Regions from separate parts of the Homo sapiens genome. Here region 1 is linked to region 2. A link is an interaction called in ENCODE POLR2A ChIA-PET data of the cell type or tissue named here. Cell type or tissue: A673. All regions are shown on one strand. Each heading gives the region's core, and the rest is flanking DNA. Links, peaks and the distances in the headings are about the cores only. Region 1 overlaps SYNPR (synaptoporin). Region 2 has its middle 50 kb from the start of SYNPR.

Region 1 (5,403 bases), core at 37-2,536, 120 kb before region 2:
GGAAGGAATGCTATTTATGATTTAATCTCAAAGCAAGGATGATACTAGCCCCTTCCCAAAACTACCCTCGCCTTGTTCTGAGACTAAAACCACCTTTGTAAAACTAATGAAAGGTCACGAGATTAAAATTATGTGAGAGCATGAATTCTGCTAAAACCTAGGCATAGTTAAATGATAACAAGTCATTGTTTACTGCTCAAGAGTCGCATGGGGTGGTCACAAGATTTGTAATTTGCCTAATTGTCCCTTTAGATAACATCAGTATTCTAAGACCTAAGACTAGTATTTGAGATACTTTTCAGACTTTTTCATTCTGGAAACCCAACTGACTCCACCCAGACCCATTACACATACCAAGAAACTGGCTTATCTGGTCTGGTGGCCCCTACCCAGGCAGGGAGTCAGCTCAAGAAGATAGCTTTGATCCCCTACAATTTCATGCTGAACCCAACCAATCACCATTCCCCCCATTCACCAGCCCCCTGCCCATCCTTGAAAAGCCCTAGCCTCGGAGCTCTGTGGGGAGGCTGATTTGTGCAGTAAACTCCCTTCTTTCCACTTGGCCGGCTCTGCATTTATTAAACTCTCTTCACAGTAATACTGCTGTCTCAATGAATCGACTCTATCTGTGCAGTGGGCAAAAACAACCCACCAGGCAGTTACACAAATCCCAGGTTATTGCACTACCTCTTGTTGGTTCCCTTACACACTAACTACTCTTATTAATCTGTAAAAAAAAAAAAAAAAAAAAATCTTTTTTGAATATGCACCTGTTTCTCACAGGGATTTTAATACATTAAATAAGGAATTGAATTTAATTAAATATTTTAAGTAGACATTTTACAATTTCTCCTATATTTCTAAAACTTTATAAATAGAAAACCTCTTTGTTCCTGGACCTTTATATTAAAATTAAGAAAAAAAAGCAGCACTTCTGAAATTTGTATCCAGAGCTTTCTGACTTGTGAGCTCTAGGGCTGCCTCCTTCCTAATCATAAGATAGGTAGGAGAGAAGAAGTGCAGCAGACAACTGGGTCAAATGGAAAACTGTGTATTCTGTTTGTAAAGGGCTATTGATACTTTGGGTCTTCTTTTTTTAATGCCAGGCTTATTATTATAAGCACATTCTGCTGAACACAGAGGTTTGGTTATTACCTTTTATCAAAATGTCAGGAGGGCAGATTTTAAACTGAGCTAGACAATGTGAAAGAACATTCTTCCCATCCACAGTCTTTGAAACTGATTGCAAATGAACCGCCTCTGAACAGCATATGAGCGAGGCTGAGAGCTCTCCTAATGATGTACATCTGTGAGGCTTCACTCGGGGGTTTGGCTGCATTTACATCACTATAAACTGCAATTACAGCTCAAGCCGTTTCCGGCATAGACACAGAGAATACGAATTGCAACAGCAGGTTTCCTGCCTTGGATTTCTGCCAGGAGCCTGAGTCACCGTCCCAGACATCTGTAGCACATTAAACTGTACCCTTGTTATCTCTCAGCACTTTGAATAATCGCCCAAACCTCTGACAAAACAAATGGTCAAAGCCTTCTCAAGAAACCCTTTAAAGTTAGGCAGGGAATCATGAGCCTGCAGAAAACAACTTCTAGGGTAATTTATACTGTCGAAGAAAAGCCACAATAGAGCAGAGATGGTTTTTGATAGTCTGAATGTTGTCTAAACTTCATGGACTTAGATGGTCTGAAAAAGAGGTAGCTGCGTTGGAAGCTCAACAAAAAAAGGAGGGTTGTACCCAGTCCTTACCAGGAGTTCAGTCCAGCAGGGCAAACATGGATAGAGGCAGGACCTCCAAACAATGTCCTCACTCTGCCTCCTTCTCTCCACCAGTGCCATGCCCCTGGGATGCACACCACCACCCTCTTACAGAGAACACTGCAAAAACTTCATAACATGACTTCATAATGTTATCTTCATAATATGTTCCTCGGCTCTCCTAGAATCCATTGTCCATACAGCAGCCACAGTGATCTTTTATAAATATAAATCTGTGCATGATTTTTCCTGCTTAAAACCATGAAAAGCTGTTGCAGCACACCTACAGTACCTAAGTGCCTTCCCATGACCCAAAGCTACTGCATCCCGTGGTCTCTGTCCTCCTCTCCAGATTCAATTCCTTGTTGCTCTTTCCACTCCGGCTAGTTTTCCTTCATCCTCAAATATGCCAAACTTGTCGCCTTCTCTGGGCCTTTGTACTAACTTCTCCCTCTGCCCGAAAAGCTCTTTCTCTAATGTTTTCCATGATTGATCCCTTCAGGCCTTAGCTCACATATCACCTCCTCCGGCAGGCCTTTTCTGATCATCCCCATTTTTATTTTATCAACATAATTTATCATTATTTAAAAACACATACAAAAGAATAAGGAATACTAGAAATAACTTTCAACCCATAAATTCTACAACTTAGAAGAAGTGGATCAATTCATTTAAAACAACAAACTACCCAAAATCAATCAACATGAAATAGACAATCTTGATAGTCTTGTAACCATTAAAGAAATTGAATTTATAATTAAAGAGCTCTTAATAAAGAAATCTCCAATCCCAGATGGTTTCATCAGAAATTCTACCAAACATTTAAAAAATAATTACCATCAATTTTACATAATCTCTTCCAGAAAATAGCAGAGGAGGGAACACTTTCCAACTCATTTTATGAGGCCAGCGTTACCCTGATACAAAAACAGATAAATCCATTACAAGAACAAAAATTAAAGACCAATATCTCTCATGAACTAAGACATAAAATCATCAACAAAATATTAGCAAACTGAATCCAATGATGTAAGAAAATAACTACACAACATGACCAAGTAGGATTTATTCTAGTATGCAAATGGGATTCAGCATTCAAAATACGATCAATGTAACCCATCACATCAACGGACTACAGAAAGAAAATCATATGAGCATATCAATTGGTCCAGAGAAAATATTAGACAAAATCCAGTAATGATTACAGTTTAAAACGCTAAACAAACAAGAATTAAAGAGGAACTTCTTCAACATGACAAACAATATCTACAAGAATCAAGGCAGTGTAGCATGGAGAAAGACTAGGCAAACAGATAAATGGAACAGAATATAGAGAGCCAAGAAATAGACTCACATCAGTTTAGCCTTGATCTTTGAAGAGGGAGCAAAGACAATTCAATGGAGGAAGACAGTGTTTTCAACAAATGGTGCTAAAACAACTGAACATTTATATGCAATATTTTAAAAAATGAATCTAGACACAAACTTCCTAACTTCCACAAAAATTAAAATGGATCATACATCTAAACGTAAAATGCAAAATTGTAATGCCTCTAGAAGATAATACAGGAGAAAATCTAAGTAACCTTGGATTGGGTGATGGCTTTCTAGATGCAACACCAAAAACACAATCCATGACAAAACAAAATAGGTAATTTGGACTCCATTAACATTAAAAACATTAACATTAAAAAACATCTGCTTTGTGAGAGATACTGTTAAGAGAATGAAATACAAGCCATGAAGTGGGAGAAAATATTTGCAAAACACATACCTGTTAAATGACTTGTATCCAAGATACATAAAGAACTCTTAGAACTCCATAATAAAAATAAGTAAAATTAAGCAAAAGATATGAACATTCATTTCACTAAAGAAATTATACAGATGGCAAATAAGCATATGAAAAGATGCTCAACATGAAATGTCATTAGAAAATTACAAACTAAAGGAGCAATGAGATACCACTACATAGCTATTAGAGTGGTTAAAATCCAAAACATTGACAATATCAAATGCTGATGAGAATGTGGAGTAATAGGAACTGTCATTCACTGATGGTGGAGACACAAAATGGTACAGTCACTCTGAAACACAGTCTGGTAGTTTCTTTCAAAGCCAAGCTTAGTCCACTATAGGATCGAGCAATTGTACCCCTATGTGTTTACCTAAATGAGTTGAAAACTATGTCCACACAGAAAACTGTCCACCAAACTGGAAGCAAACAAGATGTCCTTCAATAGTTGAGTGGATAAACAAACTGTGGTACATCCATACAATGGAATATTTTATAGTAATAAAAAATAAATGAGCTATCAAGTCACAGAAGACATGGAGTAACCTTAAGCGCATATTGCCAAATGAAAGAAGCCAATCTGTAAAGGCTGCAAACTGTATGATTTCAAATATATGACATTCTGGAAAAGGCAAAACTATAGAGACCATAAAAAGTCAGTGGTTGCCAGGAGTTAGTGGGGAAGAAGGAAGAGAGAGATGACTAGATAGAGCATAGAGGATTTTTAGGGGGATTAAACTATTCTGTATGACACTGTAAATGTGCATACACGACCTCATGCATTTGACAAAACCCACAGAACTGTACAACACAAAGAGTAAACCCTAATATAAACTGTGAACTTCAGCCAATAATAATGTATTGATATTGCTTATCAATTACACTAAATGTAGCACACTAATGCAAGATGTTAATAATAGGGAAATTATGTACAGAAGGAAGGGGGGATATGAGAATTCACTGTACTATTAACTTTTCTGTAAACCTAAAATTGCTTTAAAAAATAAAGTACATTGGCCGGGCGCGGTGGCTCACGCCTGTAATCCCAGCACTTTGGGAGGCCGAGGCGGGCAGATCACGAGGTCAGGAGATCGAGACCATCCCGGCTAAAACGGTGAAACCCCGTCTCTACTAAAAATACAAAAAATTAGCCGGGCGTAGTGGCGGGCGCCTGTAGTCCCAGCTACTTGGGAGGCTGAGGCAGGAGAATGGCGTGAACCCGGGAGGCGGAGCTTGCAGTGAGCCGAGATCCCGCCACTGCACTCCAGCCTGGGCAACAGAGTGAGACTCCGTCTCAAAAAAAAAAAAAAAAAATACATTTTTTTTAATTAATGGTAGAATCTAGGTGGTGAATGTGTGACTGTTCACTGAAAATTTTTCAACCTTGCTTTATGTTTAAAACATTTTATAGCAAAATATTGAGAAAAAAAATCTTATGGCCACACAAAACCTGTATATGTGCATTGATAGCAGCTTCATTCATACTAGCCATAAAATGAAAACAGCATAGATATTCTTCAATGAGTGAATGGTTAACAAACTATACACCATTCATGCCATGGACTATTACTCAGCAATATTAAAAAAATAACTTGGATAGATCTGAAGGAAATTATGCTGAGTGAAAACCTCCAGTCCCCAAGGGTTACATTATGTATAATTATATTTATATAAGATTCTTGCAATGGCAAAATCATAGAAAAGGAGGAGTGATTACTGGTTTACAGGAGTTAAGGACAAGTTAAGGAAGGGAGATGAGTGTGGTTATAAAAAGGTAGGCTTGGCATGGTGGCTCACGCCTCTAATTCCAGCACTTTGGGAGGCCGAGGCGGGC
Region 2 (2,500 bases), core at 1-2,500:
CAAGGAGGTACAGGGCTGGGTTATGTAATGCATGGTCCATATACCACTGGTGGTATCTGAGTTGATTCTAGGTAGTACATGAAAACATTTTTATAAAGAAAATTTAATAGTTGTAAATTAATGTAATGGGTATTAAAGCAAAAAAGCTAGACTTTAAAACTAGTGATTTCATGGATATTACTAGGTTGGTGCAAAAGTAATTGCAGTGTTCACCATTAAAAGTAATGGCCAAAACCATTACTTTTGAACCAACATAATAGTTCTTAGAACAAGGCTAAGTGTTAAGAAGTGAGTAAATTTGAATTTAATTTGAACACAAGTATTGAGTGAATAATAATAATACTGATAAATATGGACAAAAATTTGGAGATATACACAAAAGATTAGAGTCTCATAAACTTCAGTATGGCAGAATCAGTAAATGATAAAGGCATAAGACATTTGAATCCAATTTCTGGTTCTGAATGGACTAGCCAGCTATTAACACAGTTTACACTTCCAAACCATACAAAAATGCAACTGTGTACATTGCAAAAGGGTGTCCCAAAGGATCATGAATAGAAGATAATTAGCTCCCTTGTTTCATGAGAGTGATGTGGGGTAAAATATTCTCATTTGATCTGTTTTCCTGACCTAGAATATCTGTACACAGAAGAGCCACAATCATCCTAACGGTCTCATGCATCCAAAAAAGTAAATTTGTCGACAATAGTTTTTGATGAAAATTATATTAATAATAACAATGATAATGTGAATTGCTCTCATTTAACACACAGGATGTGTGTGTACATCAGATGCTATGCCCAGTACTTTAAATGTCTCTTTCAATCTTTCCAAAAATTAAGTATGAATATCTCTAATTTGTAGTTGATGGAACTGAAGGTTAGGGAAGTCAAGTTTTTTGCCCAAGGCTATAAATCTATCAGTGGTCATATCAGGATTTAAATGCAGTAAAATGCCAACCTATTTCTACTATGCTACCTTGCTTTTTGATATAATAAAAACTGAGTATTCTGAACAGAGGCATAGGAGAAAGAATTGTAAGTAGGAAGTTCTGCAGAATGCTCTTTAGAGAACATCTAAATGTTTTTTTCTGTTTGTTTGTTTGTTTGTTTGTTTTGGAGAAGCGCATGAAATAGCATCATTTCAAGATGGCGGCCATCAATAGTTTCCGGTTTTCTGCCCGGGTCTCAGATGGCGTGAAAGCAAAACTAGAAGTTTGATTGTTTTTTCCCATGCACTTTCTGAAGTAGCCTCTTGGTGGTGCCAGATGGTTAATTCTATTTTTGTTGACACAGAGTAAAACACCCGTAAATGAGTATTTTTCTCTACATAAGGCTACCAGGAAATTCTCTCTTTCTTTGTTCTTTAAAATTATTTTCAGCATAGGTTTAACCCATGAAAAAGGGGGTGGGTCTAGAAATCTTGAGAGTGTGGTAAACTGAAGAGAAAATAAATGAAGAAGAATACAGCTAAGGAGAAAGGTAGAAACTATCTGAATAGAGGAAAGAAACAAATACAATACCCAGAAAAGTTTCACAAATGTGAAGTTGTGCTGTAATCAGATTCAGAAGCAAACTCAATTAATTGTCTTTACTTATAAGTTAAAGGAGTGGCACAGCTGCTTGCAGCTTCAACTGTTTGCTATGTAAAATGAAGATAATTCCTTACCTGCCTGAGTAAGAATGACATGATCATTTAGACTAGCTTCCTTCTCCAAGGCCACTGAATCTGTTTAAGGACTGATCCAATTGATACTACATTTACATATCAGTATCCTCTCCTCCCATGTGGTAGATAGATTCTTAAGCAGCATGGGTTTATCTAGCCAAGCTGGCAGTCACATGTTAAAGCTCAGGTAGTCTTCATAAACCCCACAGACACTGCTATCCCAGTCATCAAAGGCAATTTTTCTTTGTTGGCCTCCTACCGGGCCTCCCTTCTTTTTCTGTATAATCCATTCTGCTTCCAGCTGCCTGAATAGATTAAATCAAATCACCCTCTTCCTTAAAACCCTTCAATGACCATTCATTGCATTTAAAATAAAATCCAAACTTCTTCCTGTGGATGGCATACCCTGGCCTGTGGCAGATGCTGCTGGTTGACTGTCCAATATCATATCAATTTTCCTTCCTCCTTAGGAACAGAATTCCACTTGTGTGTGACAGCACGAGCTCAGTTACAAACTCAGCTCTTCTAACTCTTGGAGTTAGAAGTAGCCATGTGACCTATTTCTAGCTAATGGAATATAAGTGGAAGACTACTGCTGGAATCCTGGAAATGCTATTTAAAAAAGAAATCATTTTAGAATAGGACAGACTCAGCTTGCATGCGCATTTTACCCTTCACCTTTCCTCTCCCTGCCTCGAATGGTAATGAAATACCTGTAGATAGAGCAGTTATTTCATAACAATGAGGACAAAGCCTACATGCCAAATATAGAGAAGCAGAAAGATGAAAGGATCTTGAGACCCTGATAACATGGAATGTGATGCCAGCT

What was found. ChIA-PET counts read pairs that join two places held together with the same protein. Peaks named below come from ENCODE experiments on the same cell type or tissue, not always from the same donor. Only the 100,000 strongest peaks of a DNase experiment are listed, where the experiment ranks them.
Region 1: POLR2A ChIA-PET joins it to region 2 with 5 read pairs; 2 of 35 experiments call an interaction of 5 or more read pairs at or near these places.

What each region holds. Positions count from the first base shown.
Region 1 is chr3:63,339,900-63,345,302 of GRCh38, reverse strand. All of the region lies in intron 2 of SYNPR (synaptoporin), which reads right to left. Among named protein-coding and RNA genes, the nearest start is that of SYNPR, 64 kb to the right of the region's middle. RefSeq lists a silencer at 1,216-1,510 and an enhancer at 1,060-1,702. In A673, for the core only: no CTCF peak of the experiment used is centred there; DNase peaks (open chromatin) are centred at 542 and 1,402; H3K27ac peaks cover 2,357 bases.
Region 2 is chr3:63,227,552-63,230,051 of GRCh38, reverse strand. It overlaps a transcript of SYNPR not described here. Among named protein-coding and RNA genes, the nearest start is that of SYNPR, 50 kb to the left of the region's middle. In A673, for the core only: a CTCF peak has its summit at 1,271; a DNase peak (open chromatin) is centred at 1,231.